Regions from separate parts of the Homo sapiens genome. Here region 1 is linked to region 2. A link is a loop called in an ENCODE intact Hi-C map of the cell type or tissue named here. Cell type or tissue: right lobe of liver. All regions are shown on one strand. Links, peaks and the distances in the headings refer to the core of each region. The heading gives the core; the rest is flanking DNA. Region 1 has its middle 210 kb from the start of ZPLD1. Region 2 overlaps NXPE3 (neurexophilin and PC-esterase domain family member 3).

What was found. A loop is a pair of places that touch in the nucleus more often than their neighbours do. Peaks named below come from ENCODE experiments on the same cell type or tissue, not always from the same donor. Only the 100,000 strongest peaks of a DNase experiment are listed, where the experiment ranks them.
Region 1: a loop joins it to region 2, with 12 times the contacts of the local background. A loop is called at or near these places in 109 of 110 quality-filtered maps.

Annotation. Positions count from the first base shown.
Region 1 is chr3:102,220,028-102,235,562 of GRCh38, reverse strand. No RefSeq gene overlaps it. Among named protein-coding and RNA genes, the nearest start is that of ZPLD1, 210 kb to the left of the region's middle. RefSeq lists an enhancer at 1,282-1,361. In right lobe of liver, for the core only: CTCF peaks have their summits at 6,334 (motif pointing left) and 9,955 (motif pointing right); a DNase peak (open chromatin) is centred at 6,332.
Region 2 is chr3:101,800,950-101,816,484 of GRCh38, reverse strand. NXPE3 (neurexophilin and PC-esterase domain family member 3) reads right to left here. Exons shown (of 8, transcript NM_145037.4): 5 at 14,496-15,250; 6 at 9,359-9,432. Among named protein-coding and RNA genes, the nearest start is that of NXPE3, 30 kb to the right of the region's middle. In right lobe of liver, for the core only: a CTCF peak has its summit at 7,105 (motif pointing left); no DNase peak of the experiment used is centred there.

The DNA of each region.
Region 1 (15,535 bases), core at 2,972-10,971, 420 kb before region 2:
TTAATATCACATTTTAATTGATTTATGGAATTCAATTAACTCTAGTTTGGGGGGTTTTTTCCAACATTAAGCCAAATTCTGGGCAACAAAATGTATTTAATTGCTGATAAAATAAACCAAGATGGTTGCTTTACTTCATGGTTTCAGTGTCAGCTGCAAGCTTTCAAGCATAGCCCCGATATTAACAGACAATACTAAATTAACTCATAGTGTACTTTCTATTCCTTCCCATACTTCTCTTCTTACAGAAAATATATTGTAAATGCATAGAAAAATTATTTCATACTTTCAAGGATGGGCTATGTCACATCAGTGGTGTCTCCTATACACATATTATGATATACAACCCTACCTAATGAAACAGTTTTCTATTTGGGCTGAATTTCAACCAAAGCAATGAACTAAGATAGGTTAAGGTAAAGAAATTGATAGCATCACCACTACTTATTGTCAGGGAACCACAGAAACGGTTAGACACTAACTTTTTTTTTTCAAACTTCCAGCTGCATATCACACAAAATAATTACATAGATTGTGGTTTTCTGAGATTTCTCATTGACAAGAGATCAAACATCCTTTTGTCACCTGGGCCTAATGGATAACATTCAGTTGTTTTAAGAAGAGATGAAACTCAAAGTCAAAAACCAAAGCAAAATTTAACAAATGACAAAATCATGAAATAAGACCAAAGAACCAGTATAAAACCATGTGCTGTCTTAATTATCTGAGTTCCCTACAGTTCAAATGTTATAAAAGCATCCCTATGGAATTGTTTGGTCTTTTATCTGAAAGATGTCCAGAATTTTCATTTCTCTAAACCTATCATAATCATTGGATGAATCATTGATGGATAAACTTGGAGAGTGCTGGGCTGTGTAGCATTAAGCAGTGTACTAAATAAAACAATTGCTGTCCTTGCAGTAACCTAATGTGGCCAATGTATGAAGCAAATAATAGAGAAGCTGAGAAAGCATACTGAAAATGATAAATCATGCAAATAAGCATTATGCTCATAATAAAAGAGAGTAACATCACAAACATCATTATAGAAGAGAGCTCCAACTCTCTCTCTCTCACACACACACACAGACGCACAATTTGACCAAGTTGATGAAATAAATCAGATAAAGAAATGCACAGCAGAAGTTAAAAAGTTATGGCAACTGTGAAGGTAAGACTCGGCTTTGATACTTCCTACTAATTTTTGGTTTGGGGATTCATCATTTGTGAGGTAGCTTAATGAAGCCCCTTATCCTTGTTTTTTTCTTTGTAATTCTCTGGTTTTCTTTCCATCTTAACTCTCTGAATAACTTTGGAGCAGCCACCAAGCTGAAAGCAGAAGGCCAGATTGCTAGCAGCACCTCTCTAAATACTGTTTGGGCTACAGTGAGCAGTGGTGTGTGTCCAGTCTGTGCATGTGGTAAATTATGTGAAACAACCATCCCCAAGAGACCCATGTTACTATATCAGGAAGTTCACAGTGCATATCTGAAGGATCTCTTTGTTCATGAAGGCTTAAGCAAAGTTCAAAGAAAATCTGCTCCCCAGTGGATAATCTTAAATCAAAATCAGGATGCCACACGCTTGATTCATGAGCCTATAAAACCCTATGGGTCCTGACATATATGGACATACTCTTGGATTCCCAGTAATTCTTCTTTTGCTCTTTCCCCTAACAGCATCAACTTTCCTTAGGTCATCTTCACATCCCAGGAGTTTGTGCAGGAAAAATTTCAAAAGCCCCTCTTAGAGTGCATTTCTTTAAAAAATACTTGACTGTTTATTAGTATTCAAACAAACCTAATATCAGCCTTGAGTCCTCAGCTAAGAACAATTTCTTACTGATCTATTTTTGTCACATGAACTTAGAGATGACCTGCAATGCCAAGAAACCTAGAGAGATTGATATTGACCTCTCATGGCAAATATGTACTAGACATGATCCATCACATCTGCCCAATTCAACCCTGTATTAGTCTGGCTGGGCTGCTTTAACAAAGTGCCACAGACTGAGTGGCTTAAACAACAGAAATTTATCTTCTCACAGTTCTGGAAGTCCAAGAGCAAGGTACCAACATTGTTCATATATGATGAGGCCTCTCGTCTTGCAGACAGCACCTTCTCTGTGTGTTCACATGGTCTTTCCTTTTGGCACAGGCACTACTTCTGGTGTCTCTGCCACTTCTTGTGAGAACACCAGTCCTATTGAATTAGGACCTCAAGTTTATGACCTCATTTAACCTTAATTACCTTCTTAAGGGTCCCATCTCCACATACATTGGGATTAGGGCTTCACCATATGAATTCAAGGAGCCAAATTCAGCCCATAATAAACCCACACTTATCAAGAATATAATAAGAGAAGGATATGGTTCTAGACCTAGGAAATGCAGAAATGAATAAGACATTGTCCCTAGACTCAAAAAGTACAGACCTTAATATGGAAAGTCCGTGTGTGTACAATTATGTGGGGTGAAAAGTAAAAATATCGGAATCTAAGAGAGCGCTAAGATGCTAGAGAAGAGAGAGAGCCAGTGGATGCATTTATACAAAGGGTGTAATATAATAATGTGTCCTTTCTAATGATCATTCAAATAACAGTGTGGAAAGTGGACGGGGGTAATGAGACTGGAAGCGAGATGGAAACTTAATAGATTCTTATTAACCCAGAATGGGGAGGGAAGGCTTTAGCTAAACCAATGGAAATATGGTTGAAGACAAGGAGACAGATTTGAAAGACTTTCAAGAAGTAAAGGTAAGAGAATTTGGGGAAATTGATTATTTTTGTCACAAAGGACTTCTGAGAGAGAATTACTTTAATTTTTTAGTTTAACTTTTCTCACTTTACTCATTCATTAGCATTTCCACATCCCCTTAATTTACATCTCTATTAATATCAGTAGCAAATACCTTTAATTTAACATATTCTGACATAACATATTCTGATAATATATTTCTAATATATTCTGATAATCCTTCCCAAGTTTATACAAAATACACTTTAATTTTATATATTTCAACATGTTAGCTATTGTTAGTGGATACAGAGAGTAAAGGCCCAGTAAAAAATTCCCAACAGCTTTAGCTATAAATTACTTAATATACACTTAGAAATTACATCTCAAGTTTAACCTGTAAACTGTAAACTTATCCTACTCTGAAAGCCAAAATTAGTTGGTCATCATTATGTTTTCCTTCTGTGTCATGACACCACCATTCTACTGGGCACCCAGTCAGTTCTATGCCTTAGAATCACCATAGACTTTTCCTCTCCTCTGATTCTCTACGTCGTAAGTTACAGAGACCTGCAAGCCGTCCTTTACCTTCTAAAGTTTAAAATGCCTTCAGTATTCATCCTTTCCTTTTCAACACCAGCAGAATTCTTCCAATGCAATCTGCTTGCAACAACCACGTAGACCTTACAAAGACACAAGTCTGTCAACACACTCAGATTTAAGGCCTCACCTGACTCCCTCAGGCAGAGTTAGCACCTTCTGTTAGAGACTGCATCATAATTACCTGTTTATTTGCCTCCCTCTAACTAGACGGTAAGATCTTTAAGTACAAACCTCATACCTTGTTCGATCAAATCCACACCACACAGTTTCAGATCTTGTGTATACTTTGTTTGTCAGATTAATTAATTGATTAAGAGAGTCCTTGTGCTAATTGAGCTTACATTGGTGATTGCATTAAATATAGTGTTGCATAAGAATATGCTGTTTCCCCTGTTCATGTGTAAAGTACTTGAGCGCCAGGCCAAGGCATCAAATGTATTTATATCTGAGAGAACTTGAGGCAATGCCTTAAATCTACTAGATTTCCTTACTTACGCATTTCCTTACTTACCCTATATGAGTAAGTTTTATTCAGGAGGTCACATAAGGTGGCTATTTCTCAGATCCTCTTCCAAAATGCATTGAGCCGACATGAAGAATTAACTAGTCCCTGAACCCTACAGAACTTCCATCTCTGCTTTGTTTGGGAGCAAAGAGGGAAAAGGGGACTATGGTCATTGTAGGCGATCAGAAACCAAAGTTAAAAACTGAATTTTATAGCCAGAGCCAACTACTACTCTCCTATCTTCTTTGAAATGTTGTCTTGCTCTGGCTTCTAAAAAGCTGATGCCATCAGCTAACTGCCAACTGCCAAGTCATCAGATCATCTCAGAGCCAAAGAGTTAAGCTATGGAGTGAAAAATAAGCCCTGTCCTCACCCCACTCCCACTCCTTTTCTCTAAACTGAAAATGTTTTATTTATATAGGTTGCCTTACTGAAAGAGACACAAGCCATAGGGAACAATATTAAAGCAACTCTTATATTTTATAGGTTGCCTTTGCCTTGTAAGAAGCCATATTTTAACTTGGTACTATTGAAAATACCAGACTAAGTTCATATTCAACAAATGGGATCGAATGGATTGTTCAATGCAGTATCCAAACGGCTCATTCATAACAATGATAGAACATTTATTGAGTGTGTCCCTTGTGTATCAGGTACTAACTGCTTTATACACTTTCTGTCCTTTTGTGCACATTCTAGCATTTACACCTCACAACAATCCTATATGGTTACAAGTATTCCTATTTATGTATTAAAAAGATGAGACTGAGAGGCCCCATATCATGTCCAAGGTTACACAATTAGTGAACTAGGGTAGCTAGAATCAACCAGTTCAGTCTGATTTCTAAACCCATCACCTTACCACTACTCCTACCTAATCTTAACTGAGAAACTCAAATTCAAGGGGTAATTGTCAGTGCGGCCAAAAGGACTCAAAGTCACAGGATAAACATGTTGCATTTTCCTGGAGCAATTTTACTCAATGTCAAAGCAATTAAATGCGTTTTAATATATTAAAACAAGCATAAATACATGTTAGTAGAATGCAAATCTCACAAACATTTTTGAAATAAAATAGAAGGCACCACAAAATTCTCTCTTTGTGAGGCTGGACTGATTCAGGCTTTGTCTCAGACCCTGCCTGGCTCCTTTCCTTCCCTTCTCACTCCCAGGAGTATTTATTTGGTGCTGCACTTTATTAAAAAGCTGGGATGCACCAGGCATGGTGGCTCATGCCTGTAATTCCAGCACTTTGGTAGGCTGAGGTGGGAGGATCACTGTAGGCCAGGACTTTGAGATCAGCCTGAGCAACGTAGTGAGACCCTGTCTCTATAAAAATTGTAAAAATCAGCTGGGTGAGGTGCCATGCACCTGTAGTCCCAGCTACTCAGGAGGCTGAGAGAAGAGGCTCACTTTAGTTCACTTTAGTCAAGATTGCATCAGCTAGGATCACACCACTGCAATACAGCCTGAGTGACAGAGTGAGATCCTGCCTCAAAAAAAAAAAAAAAAAAGAAGAAGTAGAAAAAGAAGAAAGACAGAATACTCAGATGTGACCCAGAGAATTGTCCACATTAGGAGATACATTTTAGGGGCAGAGGGGCATGGGCAAGACATGGCCATGGTTTCTTAGGTAAGCTGTTCACGTTCTTAGAACTATTCTCCCCAAGCAGGAGACGAACAATTGAATACTGCATAGAAGAATCCTAGGCAAGGTAAAACTCAATAGAAAACAGAGTTAGAGAATCCAAAGCTGGAAGGGTACCAAGAACTTCCCCTTCAGGTTCCAGATTCAGGATCTGCTGGGCAGTAAAGAAGAGAAAGGAAAGAGAAGCAGAATGATAGTGTGGGGGAGGGAGAGGGAGTTATTTGGGATACTAGTTAGTGTTTAAATGTCTTACCAATTGTGGATGACCACCTGAATTTAGTCTTGGTCAATATTCCTATATCATTGTCGTTGGTTGCCTAAACCAGCATCTAAATCTTTTTCCTATTTAATGAATTTCTCACCATATGAATCTTGATAGGAGGCAGAAATGAATCCCACCTGAGAAGCTGGAAATGCCAGCCCCTGGAATATATGGCCTAAGCGCTGCTGATCAAACACACCTGCACAGAGGCAGCTGTTATCCTTTCTGCTCCTGTTAGGACTGCCTCAGCACTTGGGGCTGACCTGGGCGGAAAATGAAGCCCATCAGTTGATCCAGCTGTAAAAAGCTAAAATATGCCAAAATCAAGGAAAAATAGGGACAGCTATTTGATGATGATAGTTGAATGGAATTTTTGTATAAAATCAAAAGGTCTTAGAAACAGCCATGAGCCACAAACCAGTGTTTTCCACTAAGGTATGAAATCCATAAATTTTGGCTTGGTCTTACCTAATGACAGATCGGCTTCCCTCTTAGCTTCTCAACAGTCAACATGATTAACAGCCCAAGATGGTTTCTTTTTTCTGTGCTCCTCTACCGCCATCTCGTGGACAGAAAGTCAGCTGCAACTCTGGCTTCCCTGCGATCCACAAACAACAGTACAAGCTTTTCCCTGAGTCTGTAACTGCAGGTCTGTTAAGGCTTTTGCGGCTGAAAAACATATGGGGCAAAGTATCCATTTAGCTGCAGCAAACCAATATCTTGAGGTATCCATTCTGCCCAGGGCTAGAATTGCACATTCTGAACAGGTTAGTTTAGCGATAACTGGTAACATTGGTTTTGTATTTATAATGTTTCTTATTGAAAAGTCTACCTTTAGAATATTTTGATCTTGCCAGTAATTTTTGCTGCATTGCAGCACAATATAATATAGAGCACAAATAATTGACACAAGAAAATAGAAGCTCCTGGTAAAAAAAAAAAAAAAAAAAAAATTCGTGTGGCTCCTAATGCCCTGTGCGTTCTAACTTGCACGGAGGTCAAACATGGCACACAGATGTGGCAATGGAGAATCAAAGAATTTTGAGCTTAGGAAATCTTAATGACCATCTGATAAAGGTAAAAATGAAGCAGAGCAAAGTACCTACAGGATATATTGTCGAAGGAACTTATTTTCAGGCCAGACGCACCGGTGCATATTACGTGTAGTTGATACTGCCGCTCTATCTCCTCTCCTTTCTCTCAAGGTCATTTCACCTGCCTATCCGGCCCTTTTCTCCTCTAAATTTACTGTGGTCTTTTTCATTGGCAAAATTTACCTTCTCCAATAAGAAATTTATTAAAACATGGAATCACAGAATGTTAGAGAAAAATATTTTTCAGAACCTCTAATTCTAGTTTTGTATGAACAGGATCTAGGTATTTTCAATCACTTGCCTGTAACAGTCACAAAAGCAGCTAGTTACACAGCCACCGGGTGACAGCTTAATGCAAATCTGGAACACTCTGAAAAAAAAAAAAAAAAGGAAGGGCCATTGTAGGGTAAAGGCAACCATATGTAGCCATGTGCGTAGGACATACCCATGTCTTGATTCGGGAGAAAATCATTTTAAGGAGCAATAGATGTCAGCCATTTTTTTTCCTTCACTTTTTTTCTACATGTCAGTTTCCACCATGGAGAAATGCCTTCGGGGAGCTGGCATCAATGCATGCAATAGCCCATTATGGCAGGTATTATCACTGGGGAAAACTACAGAGTGTTTGTCCATCTGAACACATGCAAAGGAAACATTTTGAATCCCATGCTGCCCAAGCAGACTACTTCTGAAGGCCACATTCAGCTTGGTGATAGCCAGACTGTAGCCTGTAATTAATGGTGTCACTAAGAAAGATGTTCAAAGTAAGGCTTCCAGACTATCAGTGAATCATTTCACATCAAGTTGTTGCACATCATTACCAATGATCAAGGAAACTGAGTTCTACTACATACATTTTCTCTAAATCTGTGTTGTAAAAGATGATAAAAAGAGGAGGAAAGCGAAACATAAGAGGCCAAACATAGCAGTACATTTTTTTAAGTATCCCTCTCATGTAGACCAAGTACATGGCCGAGTAGAAACAATAAAACAGGGTAAACCTGAATATAGTTTATATTCCATTATCATTCCATTCAGCACACACTTTATGTGCCATCTGTAGACTTGTATAATTGATTGCCACAGGACATAACTATTTTAAAAGACAATTAATTTGATTACCAGCAATGAAGTTTTTATCTATGCAAACTAGGAAAAGACAGTCTGATGAAGAAAGTAATCAAGTTTCCAAAATCAAAATGCAAGATGCACCATTCAGGAGGGTGGAGAGAGGAATTCATCATTTGGGAAAGGCTGGACTGAGAAATACTGCATTTCAGGAATTTCTGGTTTCTACTTCATCCACCAAATGGTAATTCTGCTTCTAGAAACCAGATCTTGGACTACGCTGAATATAAACCTCCACTATATGCATAACCTACTGTTAAAGATTTCATCTACTGATTAAGCCAAGGGAAAAGAAGAGAACATTGCTATTGCTGAGCACCTATCATGCACCAGGTAGTTTGCTAGGTATGTTTTATCTATCCTCTATTTTAATCCTCCCAACCAATTCGATAAGGCTGGTTAAGATGATCACACCTAGATCACACAGCTGGTAAGAGATTGGGGAAGGCTGAATAATAAACCCACTCAAGATATCCATATCATAATCCCTAGAACCTGTTAATGTTACCTTACATGGCAAAAGGAACTTTGTAGATGTGATTAAAATCAGGATTCAAAGATGGCAAGATTACCCTAGTAATCCAGGTGGCCCATAAATGTGATCATGTTATCCTCATGAAGGGGAAATTTTACTACAGAAGAGAAGGCGATACGACCATGGAAGCAGAGGTTGGGGTGATGTAGCCAGGAGCCAAGGGATGTCAGCAACCTTTAGAAGTAGGTGAGTCAAGGAATGGATTCTCCCCTGAAGCCACCAGGAGGAACAAACCCTGCTGACACCTTATTGCCCCTTAAAATGTATTTTGGACTTCTGATCTCCAGAAATAGAGGAAAATAAGTTTGTGTTGCTTTAAGTCACTCAGTTTGTGGTAATTGGTTACAGCAGCAATAGAAATGAATGCTGACAAGAATCCAGAATTCTAACCCAGGTTTACTCAAACCTGAAGTCTGATTTATTTTCAACTGCTTAACACTGCCTGTGGTTTGATTAAAAACCCTGGAATTGGGTACAAAAAGATTCATACCTTGTCCCAATTTGAATATTCCTGAGATTTAGAACTGAATATTAGATTAGTTCACTGAATTGTTGGTCCGATTAAATCATTACAATCATCTCACTTACTAAGAGTGATAGTTATAAACCATTGACTCAAAAGAATCAAAGAAATTCACCATTTAAATGTAGCTAAATTAAAGTCAGTTATTTTGACTCAGATAATGCCATAAAACTTTGGAACTTTGGGCTAAAATATACAGATATTGAACCAAAAGTGTTTTGATGCTTTTCACCTATATTCAGACAGCCATTAATTTTATACACCTAAGCTTATTCTCATCAAGAATCTTACAGACTTGCATATTGACTTTTCTCTGCTAACACACTCATAACAATGTAGAAATCTAAAAACCTGGATTCTGGAGATAGAAGAAGAATGGTTACCATAGGCTGGGAAGGAGTGTAGGAAGGTATGGGGGAGATGGGGATGATTTAATGAGTATAAAAAATAGAAAGAATGAATAATACCTAGTATTTGATAGCATAACAGAGTGACTATAGTCATTAATAATTTAATTGTACATCTTAAAGTAACTAAAAGAGTATAACTAGATTGTTTGTGATACAAAGGATAAAATACTTGACTCATTTTACATGATGTCATTATTACTCATTGCATGCCTGTATCAAAACATCTTATGTATCCCATAAATGTATACACCTACCACAAAAATTACAATTAAATTTTTTTAGAAACTTGGATTCTGTCATCATTGACTTTTCTATCAATTAGCTATTCAATTTTTATCATCACCCATCAATATCTCCAGGCCTCAGTCTCCTCATCTGTAAAATAGGGGAGTGGGCAGAAGCCTGCCAAGCAGATCATCTCTAAGGTTCCTTCCAGCTGTAAGATGGGATGATAGCAGAATTCTCACAGCAAAATTCCTAAGTGGATTTCAAATGTGCTTGTTAATGCAAAGTGCCACTAGAGGTCAGATTAAGTTTGGTAATTCTATCTGATCAGACATGGAGCTGGAGCAAAAGCAAAAGCTATCCTTAGGTTGATACCTTGCTTAGCAGGCCTGCACCTTCCCCCTTCTGAGCTGATGAATGTTGATCCCAGTGTTAGAATAAAATAGGAAAATCTCTGAAACCCGAAATTACATTCATTAATCTGTAATTTGTAATTGGCTGCTACCAGAATGCTTATCTTTCTTTGCTTGCCTGAATGTCGTTAATTAAATGTGTCACCTGAAGCTCTGGTACTTCGTGTTTGCTCATGTTACTGTGTTAATCAATCAGTCGCACAAAATTGGAAGCTGCTGAGAGAGACTGAAAACGTTACCTGCAAACTCTTTGTGCATCTGGGTGTAACTGTATTAAGAACATGTGATTATGTGCGGGGCATCTGACTCACAATACATATTCAAAGCGAAGTATAAAGGAATTAATGAAAAACAGAAAGAAGGAGAGGGGGCACACATTGTCCTCAGGTACGTGCCTTGTCAAAGCTACTGATCAGGACCAGTGTTAGGCACAACTGTGAAACCTGTAGAATTAGATATTTGTAGCTGCCGTTTTCTGTGTAGTTTCCCACCTTCCTTCAGCTCCCCGGCTTTCTCAGCATCCATTTCAAACTCTGCTCTCAAGAGACATCCAAATAATTCAAATGCAGTAAGATATAAAAAACTAATGATGTGATTTTGCTCTCACTTGCATTTTGTCTGAGAACAATGCCTATTAAAGGGTGGAATTCTAGAAGCAGAATTGTAATCATCTGGAAAGCTACTAATGTGGGAACAGAACATTTGCAAAATCATCCCACAGAGCCGACACCATAGGCCAACGGCAAAGGTTAGCCTTGCCTCCCACTAATACACACAGTACGAATTGCTAGTTATTCCCTTTTTTAAAAAACAAGTATTTATTGAGCATTCATTGTACATGAGGTTCCCAAATGCATAGGGTTGCTTCATGAGGACCCAGTGATTTCTCCCTGCATGACATACTAGGAAGCAGTGGAAGCCTCGGCATTATTTCTGTGGCAAGGCCCTGGGGAACAGGGATCCTCCTCCCCTTCCACTATCTCCCCTATATAAAATTAAATGTTTGTGGTAGCGGGCAGGAGTGAGCAATTCTGAGAGCGGTACCAAAAGGATGGATGTTCTGGCCTGACCACCCAGCAGGTGGCCTCAGATTATCCAGATAGTTCTGTGGTATGAGAACAAGGCAATATCTCCTAGTGGCTGTCACTCAAGAAGACCAGATGCCAATCTCAAAACCTCAGGGACCTCTTAATTTCTAAGGTGCTGATGCACTAATATTTGGGTTCACAGACCTGACAATTCTGCCTCCAGCTTCTTCTATATGAGATCACCCATCATGGCTATAGCCTATGTCTATCTTAAAACAGCTGCCACAAATCCTCAATTCCCTTTGATAAGTATATTCTCAGTAAACAGAAATAACACTTTGTATTTACCTAGTACTTGGTACTTTACCGAGTGATACAGAAAATCCTTTCATCTACTCTGTAAAGTTAAATACTATCATCCTATACATTGGCTCATATTTCATACATTTTTAGAGTTGGTAGATCATCTGCTCCACCCTCACCTCCACACTTAACCATCTTGCATTGTCCGATGCAATGTCTGACACTTCCCAAGCAAACCCCTTCCTTTCACAGCACTCAACACCGCCTTTCACAAGCACAACTATTTTATAGATGATGAAACTGAAATCCAAATACATTAGGTGACTCTCCCTAAAGCAGAACATATACAAGTGGAGGATCACAGTCTCAGACTAGTTAAGCAGTTTTCAATTTTCATCGCATTAAACCTCTCATCAGCATTCAACACCTTACTGCTTTCTTGAGCCATGTCTCTGAGTTTCAGTAGCACTACACCCTCATTTTTCCATGATCCCTTCTTCTCATTCTCCTCAGGAACATTAGGTTGGTCAGGCTTAGTCCTGAGCAACTCTTCTTTTCTTACTCTGTGGTCTCTCTTTCATTTGTCTCCTTTATTCTCCAAGTTTTAAATATTATCTATGGAAAACGGCTGAATAGGAACAGCTCTGGTCTGCAGATACCAGCGGGACCAACGCAGAAACTGGGTGATTTCTGCATTTCCAACTGAGGCACCCGGTTTATCTCATTGGGACTGGTTAGACAGTGGGTACAGCACACGGAGGTTGAGCAAAAGCAGGGTGGGGCGTTGCCCCACCCAGGAAGTGCAAGGGGCCCGGGGCCTCCCTCCCCAGCCAAGGGAAGCTGTGAGGGACTGTGCTAACCGGCCCAGATACTACACTTTTCCCACGGTTTTTGCAACCAACAGACCAGGAGATTCCCTCGGGTGACTACACCACCAGGGCCCTGGGTTTCAAGCACAAAAGTGGGCAGCTGTTCAGGCAGACACCAAGCTAGCTGCAGGAGTCTTTTTTTTGTACCCCAGTGTTGCCTGGAACTCCAGCGAGACAGAACCGTTCACCCCTTTGGAAAGGGGGCTGAAGCCAGGGAGCAAAGTGGTCTTGCTCGGTAGGTCCCACTCCCATGGAGCCCAGCAAGCTAAGAATCACTGGCTTGAAATTCTCACTGCCAGCACAGCAGTGTGAAGTTGACCTGGGGTGATCCAGCTTGGTCAGGGGCGAGGCATTCACCATTACTGAGGCTTGAGTAGGTGGTTTTCCCCTCACAGTGTTAAGGAAGCCAGGAAGTTCGGACTGGGGGGAGCTCACCTCAGCACAACAAAGTGGCTTGGGCCAGACTGCCTCTCTAGATGCCTCCTCACTGGGCAGAGCATCGCTGAAAGAAAGGCAGCAGCCCCAGTCAGGGGCTTATAGACAAAACTCCCATCTCCCTGGGACAGAGCACCTGGGGGAAGGGTGGCTGTGGGCGCAGCTTCAGCAGACTTAAATGTTCCTACTTGCCATCTCTGAAGACAGCAGCAGATCTCCCAGCACAGCCCTCAAGCTCTGCTAAGGGATAGACTGCCTCCTCAAGTGGGTTACTGACCCCTATGCTTCCTGACTGGGAGACACCTTCCAGCAGGAGTGGACAGACACCTCATACAGGAGAGCTCTGGCTGGCATCAGGCAGGTCCTCCTCTGTGATGAAGCTTCCAGAGGAAGGAGCAGGCAGCAATCTTTGCAGTTTTGCAGCCTCTGCTGGTGATACCCAGGCAAACAGAGTCTGGAGTGGACCTCCAGCAAACTCCAGCAGACCTGCAAAAGAGGGGCCTGATTGTTAAAGGAAAAACTAACAAAGAGAAAGCAATAACATTGACATCAACAAAAAAGATGCCCACACAAAAACCTCATCAAAAGGTCATCAGCATCAAAGATTAAAGGTAGATAAATCCACAAAGATGACGAAAAAACAGAACAAAAATGCTGAAGATTCCAAAAATCAGAATGCCTCTTCTCCTCCAAATGATAACAACTCTTCTCCAGCAAGGGCACAAAGCTGGATGGAGAATTAGTTTGACAAATTGACAGAAGTAGGCTTCAGTAGGTGGGTAATAGCAAACTCCTCTGAGCTAAAAGAGCATGTTCTAACCCAAAGCAAGGAAGCGAAGAACCTTGATAAAAGGTTACGGAAACTGCTAACTAGAATCACAAGTTTAGAGAGGAATATAAACGACCTGATGGAGCTGAAAAACACAGCACAAGAACTTGTGAAGCACACACAAGTAGCAGTAGCCGAATCAATCAAATGGAAGAAAGGATATCAGAGATTGAAGATCAACTTACTGCAATAAGGCATGAAGACAAGATTAGAGAAGAAAGAATAAAATGGAATGAAAAAACTCTCCAAGAAATAGGGGACTATGTGAAAAGACCAAACCTATGATTGATTGGTATACCTGAAAGTGACGGGAAGAATGGAACCAAGTTGGAAAACACTCTTCAGGATATTATCCAAAAGAACTTCCCCAACCTAGAAAGACAGGCCAACATTCAAATTCAGGAAATACAGACAACATTACTAAGATACTCCTTGAGAAGAGCAACTCCAAGACACATAATCATCAGATTCTCCAAGCTGAAATGAAGGAAAAAATGTTAATGGTAGCTAGAGAGAAAGGTCAGTTTACCTACAAACGGAAGCCCATCAGACTAACAGCAGATCTCTCTCCAGTAACCCTACAAGCCAGAAGAGAGTGGGAACCAACATTCAACATTCTTAAAGTAAAGAATTTTCAACCCAGAATTTCATAATCCAGCCAAACTAAGCTTCATAAACGAAGGAAATATAAAATCCTTTACAGACAAGCAAATGCTGGGGGATTTTGTCACCACCAGGCCTGCCTTACAAGAGCTCCTTAAGGAAGCACTAAATATGGAAAGGAAAAACCAATAATAGGCAGAGAGCCAAATCATGAGCGAACTGCCATTCACAATTGCTTCAAAGAGAATAAAATACTTAGGAATACAACTTACAAGGGATGTGAAGGACCTCTTCAAGGAAAACTACAAACCACTGCTCAAGAAAATAAGAGAGGACGCAAACAAATGAAAAAACATTCCATGCTCAATGATAGGACGAATCAATATCGTGAAAATGGCCATACTACCCAAAGTAATTTATAGATTCAAAGCTATTCCCATCAAGCTACCATTGACTTTCTTCACAGAATTAGAAAAAATTTACTTAAAATTTCATATGGAACCCAAAAAGAGCTCGTATAGCCAAGACAATCTTAAGCAAAAAGAACAAAGCCAGAGGCCTCATGCTACCTCATTTCAAACTATACTACAAGGCTACAGTAACCAAAACAGCATTCTACTTGTATCGAAACAGATATATAGATAAATGGAACAGAACAGAGGCCTCAGAAATAACACCACACATCTACAACCACCTGATCTTTGACAAACCTGACAAAACAAGCAACGGGGAAAGGATTCCCTATTTAATAAATGGTGCTGGGAAAATTGGCTAGTCATATGCAGAAAACTGAAACTGGATCCCCTCCTTACACCTTATACAAAAATTAACTCAAGATTCATTAAAGACTTAAACATAAAACCTAAAACCATAAAAACCCTAGAAGAAAACCTAGGCAATACCATTCAGGACATAGGCATAGCCACAGACTTCATGACTAAAACACCAAAAGCAATGGCAACAAATGTCAAAATTGACAAATGGGATCTAATTAAACTAAAGAGCTTCTGCACAGCAAAAGAAACTACCATCAGAGTCAACAGGCAACCTACAGAATGGGAGAAAATTTTTGCAATCTATCCATCTGACAAAGGGCTAACATCCAGAATCTTCAAGGAACTTAAACAAATTTACAAGAAAAAAACAAACAATCTCATCAAAAAGTGGGCAAAGGATATGAACAGACGCTTTTCAAAAGAAGACATTTATGCAGCCAACAAACATGAAAAAAAACTCATTATCACTGGTTATTAGAGAAATGCAAATCAAAACCACAATGAGATACCTTCTCACGCCAGTTAGAATGGAGATTATTAACAAGTCAGGAAACAACAAATGCTGGAGAGGATGTGGAGAAATAGGAACGATTTTACACTGTTGGTGGGAG
Region 2 (15,535 bases), core at 3,971-11,970:
TGAGAACACATGGACACAGGGAGAGGAACATCACACACCGTGGCCTGTCGGGGGGTTGGGGGGAAGGGGAGGGAGAGCATTAGGACAAATACAAGGCTTAAAACCTAGATGATGGGTTGACAGGTGCAGCAAACTACATGTATACCTATGTAATAAACCTGCACATTCTGCACATGTATCCCAGAACTTAAAAGTAAAATTAAAAAAAAAAAAGGTTTTCCTTTGTACAAAAATGGGAAGATCTGAAATGGGCATGAAGGTATTGGTGGACAGAAAGGAAAGGAGGGACTTTCAGCATTCCCTCTGCTTACATTTTTTTTGAGATGGAGTCTCACTCTTTTTGCCCAGGCTGGAGTGCAGTGGCACAATCTCGGCTCACTGCAACCTCCGCCTCCTGGGTTCAAGTGATTCTCCTGCCTCAGCCTCCCAAGTAACTGGGATTACAGGCACGCATTACCATGCCTGGCTAAGTTTTGCTTTTTTTTTTTCCGAGACAGAGTCTCGCTCTGTCGCCAGGCTGGAGTGCAGTGGCATGATCTCAGCTCACTGCAACCTCTGCCTCCTGGGTTCAAGCGATTCTCCTGCCTCAGCCTCCCGAGTAGCTGGGAGTACAGGCGTGTACCACCACACCCAGTTAATTTTTGTATTTTTAGTAGAGATAGGGTTTCATCACGTTGGCCAAGATGGTCTCAATCTCTTGACGTTGTGATCACCCACCTCGGCCTCCCAAAGTGCTGGGATTACAGGCGTGAGCCACCACGCCTGGCCAATTTTTGCACTTTTAGTACAGATGGGGTTTCACTATGTTGGCCAGGCTGATCTCAAACTTCTGATCTCAAGTGATCCGCCCGCCTCGACCTCCCAAAGTGCTAGAATTACAGGCGTGAGCCACCATGCCCAGCCTGATTACATATGTTTTTATCAAAGCCAAATATAAAGGAAGACAAAACCAAAGGAAATGTGTGGACATAAGCATTTATCCAGCATTCTCCCAGAAGAGAACAGTTTCTCACCCACATGCCTGCGAGGCAAGTAACAACTTAGACTAATACTTTACACATACAGAGTAGTATTAGTTCACTGTTTTCAGCCCATTAAAAGCAAAGTTAGAATCCATGAATCCCATCTTCAAATTTTAATTTTAATTCCAAAAAAACACCACTTAATATGGAGAACAAACTAATGGCAGACAATCTAACGGATTATTCTCCATTATACAAAAGGTTCAGAAAGTCTTTATATATAATGAACAATGCTAAAAATACATCACCAATGTGTACCTCCTGGTTGTAACCTAGTTACACTTGATAACACAAGCAAAACGACCTTTCAGAGGGAAAGTCAACATCCTTCTGCCCTAACACCTCCTGTAGAAAATGCCACACGTTACATGCTTCAAAACAGACTGTGATGGCTAATATTTCTTGCAAGTTTACTCTGCCTCAGACACTATTCTGAGCAAACGTATTATCTCATATGCTCACAGTAACTCTTTGAAGTAGGTCCTATCACTATCCCTACCTTTCAGAACAGCTAAACAACTTGACCAAGGTCCCAGAGCTGAGCTAGTAAGGAGCAAAGCCAGCACCTGGCCCAAGCAAGTGAGCCCAAAGCCCATGATCTTAACCACTGTGTGCTAGATCACTTCTCAAAAACAGATGTTTATAGATGTTAACCATTTCTTTTTTTTTTTCTTGAAGGTATATATTTATTCATTTCTAACAATTATTCAAACCTACAATCTTCAAGAAACCACCAGGTTATATCATTTTCTTACACAACCTTTATCAAAGTCCAGTCATTCTATAGTCACCTATTAAGCCACAATTTGGACTCTAAATGCTTACACAACTCAGAAATTTAAATTTAAGTGACTCCCCTATTTGTGACTACTTTTAGCTTATTTGACTTGACATTATCTGTGTTACTCCAAATTATTTTGGTTTTTATCCCTCCAAAGATGATGTTCTATTTGACACAGAGTGCATATCTAATCTTTTTTTCTTCGGCATCTGCTAATTCTTTGCAGGTTCAGAGCCCAAGTAGAAAAGGAAACTGAACGCTGATTTTAAAAGCTTTATTTGGCAAATGCGATTATCAAAGAAAAATTGTCGGGGGCATGTAGGGTAAACATTTCCTAGGCTTGTTCAAAAATAATTTCTCAACATGTTATCAAGTGTAGCTTTAATATGTTACTGCACCTTGTGCAAAGCTCCCTCATTATATCAGTACATCGAGGCTGCATAGTTAGAGAGCTCCAGAGACGACACCTAGGGCCCACAGAAAACATTTACTAGAATGAGAATTAAAAGTTATTTTGATGTTACAATTTTTTACCACTGTTAATTCGGTAGACTCGGTTATTCTGTGTCAAATATGTGTTATAAAGAAAAGTATATGTCACACAGGAAACAATTACCATTTCCATTCAAATGTTAATTATATTTACTACCAGAGCTAAGGAAAGCAAATCAATTACTAAATCTGACATTAATTCTTTAAACATGCTGCATGCTACATGAGAAAAAAATCATATTTTTTAAATGAAATGCACATACCTATGTTGCCCCCTTATGGTCAACTGGGACAAAAACATTTCCTGACAATTTTAATATGATTTTTAAGAAGTCTGTGGCTGTTTAAATGGTGTTTCTTGGAACTCACAATGCAGTTCATGTAAGATAACTGAGATATGAAAGTCTCCTAAATAGATAATATAACCCCTAATGTACTATTCACATGGAATAAAAATAATTAAAACAAAAAATAAAAATGAGTTATTACTCAACTTTATGGTTATCTTGAAAATTGCTGGTGAAGGAAGAAGTTTAAACAGAGGTGGTTGTAAAAGCAGATATGAAGATTTGGGCAAAACCAGAAGGGATATTTTTTATTATTTGAAAGTAATGTCCCTGCATCTCTAAAATTTCTTGGCTTCTCTTTAAAGCCCATGGTTTGCATTTTCCTCCAAAGGGTGTCACGCCATGTAATCCATTAGCCATAATGAGGGCTGTCTGGGCCAAAGATGGAACAAAACGAAAGAGAAAAAGGCAGAGAGATAAATTTCCCTAAATCATCCAGAAAGAGTTGGACGAAAAGGACACAACGTGAATTGAGGTGGGGCGGGGCAGGGAGGGCTGCGGGGTGAGATGTGCAGCAAACCTGTCCATTAATTTTATGGTATGGAATTGTCTGCAGAATTAAGAACAGTAAAAGGCAGGACAAAGGGGAGTACACAGTTTATAAGGGGGAAAACAAGACAGAAGAAATGGGATCAACCAATTCCCTGCACCAGAGACTGCCATGAGCATAGGAAGCTTGGGATAAGGTCAGTAGGGAGGGACAGCCCTCAGCAGGATGAGGAATGAGGATAGTGTATATTGAGCTGGTTAGGAACACTCTGTCAAGTGCTGGGAATATGAGAAGGGCCCAGCTACACAGTAATTGTAATGGCTTGAGTTTGAGTTTACTCCTTGAATTCCCCCTATGAAACCTTGGAAATTTAATTTTCTTTCCTATATATTTTAGTCCCCTAAAACCTCTGCAGTTTACAGAGGTAAGCTAAGAATGCTATATAGATAGAAATTCTATAAATTCATAGACTGTTGAATGGGACCTTAGAGAGTAGCTAGTCCAAATATCTTTTTTTTTTTTTTTTTTTTTTTTTTTTTTTGAGACGGAGTCTCACTCTGTCACCCAGACTGGAGTGCAGTGGCGCAATCTCGGCTCACTGCAACCTCCGCCTCCCGGGTTCACGCCATTCTCCTGCCTCAGCCTCCTGAGTAGCTGGGACTACAGGCGCCTGCCACCACGCCCGGCTAGTTTTTTGCATTTTTAGTAGAGATGGGGTTTCACCGTGTTAGCCAGAATGGTCTCATCTCCTGACCTCATGACCCACCCGCCTCGGCCTCCCAAAGTCCTGGGATTACAGGCATGAGCCACTGCGCCCGGCCGTCGAAATACCTTTTAAAGATGAAGAAAGCAAGTCACAGAGTGACTTGGCAAAGTTTCTCAATAAGCGTAGAGGCAGGTAGTGGTAGAGGTGGTACCACTTACAAAGAAATACATTTTGCTGATATATTGAGGAGGCTTCCTTCCCTCAAATGCTATCAGTTAGTAGTTTTATATGCAGAACATGGGCCCTTTGATTTTCCCGGTTAACGAAATTAAAGATATTCTGTATCAAATTATTCTTTCCAGTAATTGGAAAGTAGTTGTCTTTAAAATAGCTTTGTCCCTTTGACATCTGCATCCAGATAATTAAATTTTTTAAAAATAAAATAGCTTTGTCCCATTTGTTATAACATTTATCTGCCATTTTCTAGAAATCAACATCAGATGAGGTCTCATCCACAAAATGACTAGTTTCGTTTTTACTGCATAACATGAAACACTATCATTCACTTCATCATTTGTATACTAGAAGGTTGATAAATTTCACTACTGCAGGCCAGGTACAGTGGTGGCTCACACCTGTAATCCCAACACTTTAGGAAGCCAAGGCAGGCGGATCACTTGAGGTCAGGAGTTTCAGACCAGGCTGGCCAACATACAAAACCACATCTTTACTAAAAATACAAAAATTAGCCAGGCATGGTGGCATTGTGCCTGCAATGGTAGCTACTTGGGAAGCTGAGGCAGAAGAATTGCTTGAACCCAGGAGGCAGAAGTTTTAATGAGCCGAGATCACACTACTGCACTCCAGCCTGGGCGACAGAGCGAGACACCTTCTCAAAAAAAAAAAAAAAAAAAAAAAATTAACTACTGCAGGCAAACCAAAGCATCAAGACATCATTGGCCATACCTCCTAAACATGGTTAAGGGGCAGTAGGGAAAATGCTAGATGAAGAGTCACGGGACCTACTCTAAGTCTGACTCCACATTTCCAACTCTTGAGACTTCAGAAATCATTTAAATTTTCATCTTATTCCCTAACTATACCCTCAGAGTCTAACAAAGAAGGACTCAAAACGATGACACAATAAGTGAAATCTCTGGACTTTGGTCACATCATCTATAAAATGGGTCAACTACTAGTTATTTTGAAGGGTTATTGTGAAAATTCAATACTGTAATAGTGTGAATAGTAAAGCGCATGCTAGGGTCCTGGAAACATCCTATATGTTCTAAATGTTCAATAACTTGATCTAGATGGTAGTTATTTTATTAGTTTTCTATTGCTGTGTAACACATCACCACAAACTTAGTAGCTTAAAAACAAGAGACATTTATTAACCCACAGACCTGCAGGTCAGGAGTTTGGGACATCGCATAACTCTGTTCTCTCCTCAGAGTCTCACAAGTTGAATCAGGCTATTATCAGGGCTGTGTTCTCTGGAGAAAAGCCTTCAAAAAGGTCATTCAAGGCCGGGCGCGTGGCTCACGCATGTAATCCCAGCACTTTGGGAGGGCAAGGTGGGTAGATCGCTTGAGCTCAGGAGTTCGAGACCAGCCTGGCCAACACAGTGAAAACCCCGTCTCTACTAAAAACAGAAAAATTAGCCAGGTGTGGCTGTAATCCCAGGTACTTGGGAGGCTGAGGCACGAGAATCGCTTGAACACAGGAGGCAGAGGTTTGCAGTGAGCCAGGATCGCACCACTGCACTCCAGCCTGGGCAACAGAGCAAGACTCTGTCTCAAAAACAAACAAACAAAAAAAAACAACAAAAAAAGTTCATTCAAGTTGCTGCCAGAATTCAGTTACTTGTGGTTGTAAGACTGAGTTTCCCATTTCCTTGATGGTTATCAGCCAGGAGATGCTCTCCAGCTACTAGAAGTTGCCTATATTCCTAGCCATGTGGCCCCCTTCATCTTTAAAACCAACAACAAAGAATCTCCCTCACATGGAATCCTTCTTACACTTTGAATTTCTTCAGGAAGAACATGGCCCCTGTTAAGGGCTTATCTGATCTAAGGTCAGGTCTACCTAGGATAATGCCACTCTCTTAAAGTCAACTTTGTCATATAACATAATCAAATCATAGGAATTATATACCATCATATTTACATGTCGCTGCCACAACTCAAGGGGAAGGAGATTATGTAAGAGCATAGATCACTGGAAGTCATCTTAGTATTCAACCTGCCATAGCTACAAAGATACACACAAATGTAAAACTTCATTGTTCTTATCTATACTGTTGCTATTAGATCAAGTCTTATTCTAAACTCTCAGTAAGTTCCCCCAAAAAATATAACCTCAAGTTGTTGATGAGGTCAGAATCTGTCAAGGTCCCTGAGCCACTCAGCTGTGATAATCTGGGGACTACATTACAGGTACTAATGAAAACTCAGCAGTAATTCTGGCACTGGGAAAACCTGACATAAACCAGATGCTTGCTCTTAAAAAGGTAGTCAGCTAGAACTAAAAACTGTTTTTCCTTGCTTTTGACTGGAATTATGCCCACAAGTAGCAGTAGCACTGCCAATCTCAGGCAATCTAAATATGAATCTTAACAATAGTTTTACCTTGTAAGAATATTAATTAGCTAATACATAAATACAATTTCACAGGGAAAAAACTTCAAAATATAGGATTCATAAGTGAAATAAAAGTAGAAATACTGTAAACCCCTTCTAAGGCTAAGGCAAAGAAAATACAAGACAAGCCTCAAATATCTTGTGGTGCCAGAAACTAAGGAAGTGCTCAAAACAAACAAAAGGATGACAGCACACAGGATGACAAAAGGGCACAAAGAAGCCAAACTGAAAGTGTTCCCCAACTGCCAAAACTGGAACAATTTGAGCAAAAATAAAAGCAAATAAAATAATGATTGAATTGGATTGGATTATAATTTTTTTTCCTTCATTCCAAGGAATGAAATTTTCATGAGTCTACACTGATATAAATACTTAAAATGAAGAAGGGACAACTCTTCTTTGCAAAAGAATTCCAACTAATAAATGTTGAAAGAATGAGAGACATTAAAAGTCACAATTAGAATTCCACAGAAATCATTGCCACAGGCAAGATCTGATGAACCTTGATGAATGCTAAAATTAGTTGGTGAAAGTTTAAGCAGAAACAGAATGTTTGCATAGAATGAAGCAAAAGAAGGAAAAAAAATTATGAGCCCTTGATTTAGGGTCTTTGAATGCCCCCTGCTGGTCCACAGAGTGAAATTCAATGAAGTTCTGCCAAGCTGGGTTCCTTCCATAGTCCATAAATCAATTGCCCTTCTCTTTTCTTTCCAGTTATATACCTGTTACAACAAGATGGTTTTCCTATTCAAAACCAGGATATTCTGCTCCTACTAATTCATAGTTACTTTCTTCCTCTAAAAATATATCAAAAGGCTCACTAATTACCAAATCTATCTTCCCTCTAACCAGAAGAGTACATCATAAACCCACAGCCACTTCCTGGCTAATCCTCAAGACTTGTCAGGTACAGGTAAACTTTCCAAAGTTCCTCCCACTGACCATCCCTGGGACACCTAGGGACATCACAATAAGGGCAAGCCAGTCGAGTCTGTGAGAAGAAGGACAGATCCAGTAGTGGGAGACAGGGCCTCCTGAAGATGTCGGACATGGAGAGTGTTTAGAGCGCAGTACTACTGAAGGACACCTTGTCTACTGACATCTTGACCTCAGGGTTGAGGCCCAAACAGATAAAAGATAAATGTCTCATATATATATATATATATATATATATATATATATATATCCTCTAAAATTAGTAATTCATTTGGTTCAAGTAAATCAAAAACAGCTCTTCATCAGGAAAAGACTGGGAATTCTTGTGGCATATGATACTAGAGACAAGAGATATAAACTGGCAGTGCCCTGGCTGCATATGGGCCAAACAGATTTTATTTAGCCCATACAATATTTTCAAAGTCTTGAATTGGATGTCAATGTTCTAAAATATGGAGATATCACAGTTAAAAAATCAAAGTTTCTGGTTTCTCTTGGAAAAACAAATCTACGGAGCTGGGCATACAGGGTTTGTTTCTACATGGTAACAAAGCAGCAGAAACTGAAAAGAGGCTGCCCCTTGAGATGGTCCTTGCTCTTCAGTTCCTTCCCCACCACTCATACAAGGCTTGTGGCTAATATCCACTCTGCTTGATCCACAGGTATTAAATATCAAGCCCCTGCAGCAAAAGGGTTTGCCAACATCTGCAGAGTGCAGTACTATTAGTTAATATACTTTTAAAAGCTAGAAGGACCTTGCCCGCCATCTGCATAAGCCTCACTAGTAACATTCATCCCTTCTTTCTAAAAATCACGATAGCTAATTATATCTATTCTGCAAAATTTACATTTACTGCTCTGAATTTTGTTCTTTTACTATTAATATTCTACACCAATAAATCAGAGTCACCCGAAAAGTTTGTTAAAACTTTCTTGCTCAGCCCCACCAGCCAGGGTTTCTGTTTCAGTCATCTGAGATAGGACCTGAGAATTTGCAATTCTATCAGGTTGCCTGGTAATGCTGATGCCACTGATCCACAGACCACACTTTGAGAAGAGCTGCTATTCTCCAACCCAATGTTATTTTAAACATTTCCATGATAATTTTACCCATATCTCTAGAGCAGCAATGTCCAACACAACTTTTTGTGATGATTTAAACATTTCCATGATAATTTTACCCATATCTCTAGAGCAGCAATGTCCAACACAACTTTTTGAGATGATGGATAAATTCTACATAAAATGCTGTCTACATATAGTTATTGGGCATGTGTGATTAAATAACTAGATTTTGAATTTTATTTAATCTTAATTGATTTAAATTTGAATCACTACAAGTGACTAGTTGCTATCATATTGGACAAGGTTGTTCAAAAGACTCTTGAGGAGCCAAACAGAAGAGGGCTGGCAAGAGAAGAAAACTTTTACATGAGCTTAAATAGCAAAACTCGGCCGTGCACATGTCTGTAATCCCAGCACTTTGGGAGGCCAAGGTGGGAGGATTGCTTGAGCTCAAGAATTCAAGACCATCCTGGGCAACATGGCAAAAATTTGTCTCTGCAAAAAAAAAATGCAAAAATCAGCCAGGTGTGGTGGTGTGTGCCTGTAGTCCCAGCTACTCGGGAGGCTGAGATGGGAGGATCAATTGAGCCTAGGAGATCAAGGCTGCAGTGAGTAAAGATTGCGCCACTGCACTCCAGCCTAGGTAACAGAGCAAGACCCTGTCTCAAAAAAATAAAAATAAAATAACAATAAATAGCAAAACTCAGAATTATGCACATAAGATCTGATTTTTTTAATCAAACAGTACTTTTAATATTTTCAATTGTGCCCAGAAGTAACTATGGCATATAAGTTTTTGCAACATAAATGAAACGACAGAGCCTCAACCCAGTTAGTAAGAAAAACAACAAATCATCAAGCTTATTCTTTTTTTTACCTTTTATTCTCCTGGGAATCACAGTTACCCAATCAGGTCCACTGGAGTTGACTGGCATTTTGATATTGACACCACTTTAAGAGGAATAAAAAAGCACAAGCTCAGGTTCAGGAACATTTATTTTCAGATATATGTCTTTATTGGCAAATGATAAAATGACTAATTTCACGGAGCCTTATTATGATGAAATATACTTATGAATGTTAACCAACACAAAATAATAAACTGGGTCTCTTGTAGTAAGCAGGTTTTATGTACATAAAAACTGAAAAGAAATTAAATTGATTCTTAAATTTCACTCCACTGTATACTGCTAAGAGTGCAAACTCCAAAATGACCAATTCTGGTTTGAATTATGTACTCCCCTTGGACTCAGAGAATGGCTCACACTGACAAGAATGTCTATTTTGTCATTACTTAGTTTTCAGGCTGCAAGTATACGCTGCATTAAGTCATGTATCAGATTCCTCAGGCCTTTTCCAGATCTGACAGGAGTCCTAGTGGGGACACTTGCCCCCCAGATACTTACTCATGCAGTACTTTGCTCATCATTACCAGGACTCTTTAGTGTCTGTTCCCCTTACTAAAACATGTACTACTCAAGGGAGGCAGCAGGGGAAAAAAATAAAATAAAATAAAACATATACTACTCGAAGATAAGGGTGGTGCCTCATTCATCTTTGTATCCTAGCACAGGCCCTGGTCTAGAGTCCACACTCAGTAAATATTTTTGGAGGGCTGCATTAAAACATGGGGGAGGGTGGAGGTAAGGAGAAAAGCACTCGAAATCCGGGGCAACTATTCCAGAAACTGAGTCACAATAAAACTAGGTCTCTTGTACTTAGACCAAAAACAAAAACATAAAATGTTAACTTCTCAAATTCTTGATATGGGAATGTGCAGTCATTTTTTATTATTTCATCAATTTCAGAAAAAACTGTTTATTCAACAAATAATTCTTAAGCTTCTTAAGCCAGGTACTGTCCTAGAATCCAGGGCTACTACAGTAAGCAAAACACACAGCATCTCCTTCTTCATGGAGCTGACATGGAGACAGACAAAAAACAAGTAATGAAGGAAGTGTACAGGCCTGGCCACATTACAGCATAATCAAATTTCATAGCTTAAATAAAGTGATTTTTAAGAGAGCACATATAAACTACTTTCATGAGTTTAGACTTTTATGGTAAGAAAAAAATATACAATTTACTTGTCTATAGTTATAATAATTATATAATTATTATTGTACAATAATAATTTTCTTACAAAAACATAATTTCCTGTAAAAATATTTGCAGGAAAACTTCTTCTATAATTTTCCTGCCAAAATATTTAGCCTCAATCTAATCACATGGAAAGTGAAAACAATAAAGCAAATCCAAAGCAGACTGGGCGTGGTGGCTTACGCCTGTAATCCCAGCACTTTGGGAGGCCAAGACGGGCAGATATCCTTGAGGCCAGGAGTCTGAGACCAGCCTGGCCAACATGGCAAAACTCCATCTCTACTAAAAATACAAAAATTAGCCAGCTATGGTGGTGCGTGCCTAGTACTCCCAGCTACTTGGGAGGGTGAGGCACAAGAATCACTTGACCCCAGGAAGTCAAGTGAGCTGAAGGTTACAGTGAGCTGAGATCACTGCACCGCACCCCAGCCTGGATGACAAAGCGACACCCTATCTCAAAAAAAAAAAAAAGGACATTCTACAAAACAGCAACATCAAAATTGCCAATGTTGTACAAAACAAAATAGGCTAAAGAATTCTTTTGGATTAAAGAGATAACCAAACACACTGAGTAAGCATAGATTAGATTAGTTAAAATTAAAAAGATAGCTACAGAAGTCATTATTGGGACAACTGAAGAAACTTGAATATCTAATATGAACTGCATATTAAATAACAGTACTATAACAATGATAAATGTCCCAAATGTGATCATTATGGTTATATGTTAGAGAAAGTCCATTTTCTTAGGAGAGGCATATTTATGGAGTGCAGTGCCATGATGTCTGCAACATACTCTCAGGTGGTTCAGGGGAAAAAATTATACACAGATACATATAAACACAAAGAAAGATAAAGCAAAATGTGTCAAAACAATAATAGTGAATCTAAGTTAAAGGTATATGAGTTCATTGTTATTATTCCTGCAATGTTTCTAAAGATTCAATTTTTTAAACACAAAGTTAGAAAGAAAAAAGTAGCAATCATGCTAAAATAAAAGGGAAATGTTGTAGGTGATAAGCCCATTCTTTCAAAAGGCCTTCCCTTATATTAATAGGATCTTTAAGGAAACCCCTGTTGTCCTTTCCAAAAGTAACACTTTTATTCCCTTATAGATAAAGAACAAAGATGACATATTTTAATTGTTCAACTGTCATTTAGGGAACCAAATACCAAGGCTAAGCTTCTTAATTCTTTCTGGTTTAAGTAAGGTTATGAGCTACCAAGGAAGAGAAGTAAAAAAGGATATCAGCTCAACATATTTGGGCCATGAGCTCAAAACAGTATACCCAAAGATCCCCCAAAAAATCAATTTCAATCTTTTTCTTTTTCTTTTCAGATGGCCTTATGCAATATTTCAGAACTTTAACAGAATAAAGGGTGGAAAATGAAAATCAATTATGAGAACTCTGTCAAATGTTTGCTTTCCAAAAACTTACACCACCTCAGACATTGTTTTCTCAGCAAACTTCCAGGTAAATAAAATTCCGCAATTATTCTACAACAATGTACCATCAACCAGCCTCACCCAGGATATGCAAGGAAGGGCAGGGACAAACACATTATTTTATCCTTGTGGGTTCACGGGTGCTTTTTTGTTTTTAATGGTAGAATTTATAGTCAGAAATACTTTTAAGTTTTACACTAATTTAGTTCTCTAAACTTTCTCTATTTTCCACCTGGAATTTGCGTAAATTACTATGTTTCTTCCTCTTTGCTAGGCCACTAAGTAGACTGACAACGTAACTCTATAGGGCAATTATAGTTAACAATCATTTACTATATATTTCAAAACAATTATGACAGTGGAATTGGAATGTTCCCAACACAAAGAAATGATAAATGCTTTAGGCAATGGATACTCCAATTACCCTGATTTGATCATTACATATTATATGCTTGTATCAAAATATCACATCTACCTCAAAAATATGTGCAACTAGGATGTATCCATAATAACTTAAAAATCTAAAAACACAACTCTAACGGGGTATGGTGGCTCACATCTGTAATTCCAGCCCTTTGGGAGGACAAAGCAGGAGGACTACTTGAGCCCAGGGGTTCAAGACCAGCCTGGGCAACATAGTGAAACCACATTTCTACAAAACATACAAAAATTAGCTGGGTGTGGTGGCGCACACCTGTAGTCCGAACTACTCGGGAGGCTGAGGTGGGAGAATCCGTCGAACCCGGGACGTTGAGGCTGCAGCAAGCTGCAATCATGCCACTGCACTCCAGCCTGGATGACAAAGTGAGACCCTGTTGCAAAACAAACAAACAAACCAACCCTCTAAAATAGGGTAATTGAGTAGTCTTCATATATAGGCAAAAAAGTACACAGAAATAAAATAATCTGCTCAGTCACTAATAAATAGCATGTCTGAAACCTGAACCCACGAATAAAATGAAAAATTTTGTTTTGGTTTTGTTTTGAGGAGTTGTGAAATTTAATTTTGTTTTCATTTTGTACTGAGCCATAGAAAATACTAGTCTTCTCAGCAGTACAGTAAACACTGTACATTGAGTAGTGCTCCCTCTGCTGGCCTTCTAAAAGTATGGCATGAACCCACTACATATGTACATAATCTGGTATGACCAAAAGCTGACTTCAGGGTGGAAAACTGAAGAGTTTTATTTTAGGAGCTCCTACAAACCACATACTTTATGGTAGCAACTTTTCTCCCATACGGTAATGAGTGGACATAAAGTATGAAATTTTTAGGGTGCCCAGATATCCTTAACAAAAATACCTCCCTTTTATCCAACAAAAAAATTCTCTCTACCAAGGAATGTTTAAAAACAATATATTTCACTAAAAAGTAAAAAACATGTATACATTCTTTCAAACAATTGTACTTTTTGTTGAGACAGGGTCTCACTCTGTTGTCCAGGCTGTAGTGCAATTGTGATCACAGCTCACTGCAACCTCAAACTCCTGGGCTCCAGCCTTCCTCCCACCTCAGCCTCCCAAAGTGCTGGGACTACAGTCATGAGCCACCACGCTTGGCCAGCATGGTACTTTTTAACCATGTAGCTTTTATAATTTTTTATTTCTTAGTGATGTTATGGAATGTTGAAGAAAACACAAATTTTAATTCATACTGGTTCCATATTCCTTTCTGCACATTATTCCATGTATTTCTCATCATGCTGAAAATATTTTAAGCTTACATTTGAAATAGAAATTTGAACACAATACTGCAATAATTTCAACAACTATTTAGCTTAAAAAATATAGTTTTCTGTGGTATTCCTGACTTCCTATGCTTATTAAGTCAACCCAGCAATGTTGCCATATTCATAGTTTTTTAATCAGTAGGTTCAAATGATTTTAAAAACTGTTATTATGTTACTTTTTAAAGTTTCAGTTCATTAGATACAAAGATAAAACACCAGCCTGACTACCAGCCCTACCAGCCCTGTTCTTGGATTATTTTTTTCTTTACATAAAATAGATGGGGTCTTGCTATGTTGCCCAGGCTGGTCTCAAACTCCTGGGCTCAAGCGATCCTCCCGTTTCAGCCTCCCAAAGTGCTGGGATTACAAGCATGAGTCACCACATCTGACCCTTAGATAACTTCTATCTGTTCTGTGAATAAGGGATTTTACTTACACAGCTACTGTGTAAACATGCTATGTGGTTCTAAAGGAAAACACAGATATGAGGGTAAAGAACAAAAATTCAAGGGTAAAAGGTCTTTAATTTGGACTCAGATAAGCATTAAGCTTCATTTTTAAAACACTAATGAAAAATACAAATCTATGTTTTTTTTTTTATTCACTACCTCTTCTGTATTGGGCCAAGTTGAGAGAGAGGTAAGAAACACATACCGAATACCAGAAAGTCTCCTAAATGGGACAAGGACAGTGGAAAAGAACTCTTCAAATCATCCCCAAGAAAAAGCAGTACATACCTCTGGAAGAAAGCACTCTCTGCAGCGGTTAGGAGACCTTTCAGGTATCCACCTTTGAAATGGGTAATTCTGCTGCTGCAAGGGAGCTTCTTTGGTTTGAAGCAGAACCAGGGCTCCCCAGTGTAGAGGTCTGTAAAGTTACACAGGGGCAGATTCCCAGGAAGACACACGTTGCACTCAGTAGTTTCAGAAATTCTTCCTGAACGGAAGAGACTCTTGAAATAGACCCTGTCTGGTTTATCTTCCTGTAAGCGCTGAAGAACTCTGATCCCTTCACTGGGGTGGACCAGAGATACGGATACTTTAACTTTGCCTGGCCATAGCAAAGTAAAGAAAACCTTGTAAAACCCATTCTGGTAATCCACCACCCTGCCCACAGCCCCAGCCTGCAGCTTGAGGGAGTGAATTCTGGCCTGCAGGTAGTCTCCACCATACTTCTTGGGCTTTCTTTGAAAATCCTGCACATGAACCAGCACCTCAAGCTGGCTTCCCACCTTAAAGAAGGCAGCAGAGTTCAAGATGACAAAGTAGCTGGAAGAAGGGTCAGTGCTCTTCACAAAGGGGACTGGGCCCACATCAGGAACCTGCCGGTGCAAGGCAGCCAGCAAGGAGTCCTCCTCCATGCGCTCCTGGCTGGACAGGGTCTGCTGATCATAGCCACAGTAGGGATTTCGGCTAATTCCTGTCACCTGGGAGGAAACAAACTGTCCACTGCTGTCGATGAAAGTGGCTGAAACAGTCTCATGGTCCAAGTACTGAAGAAGAAGACACAAACAACAGAAATTACCACTATAATAGGTCTCTGTATTTTGGCATAAATTCAGAGGGCTCCCCACACTTCTGTGAGTTTTAGCTCCAGGAGCTCAATCAGATTCTCACAGTGAATATCAAAGAAAAATCCCCTTGGGCTTCCGGGAAGAGAAAGGGAAAAGGACCCATTTTGAAGTATGCAGAGCACTGTGTTGTTCTTAACAAAGCTGCCCCTCAAGAGAAACCACTTTATCAGAACCTAGCCTATTGGAGTTTTATCAGAGCCTAAC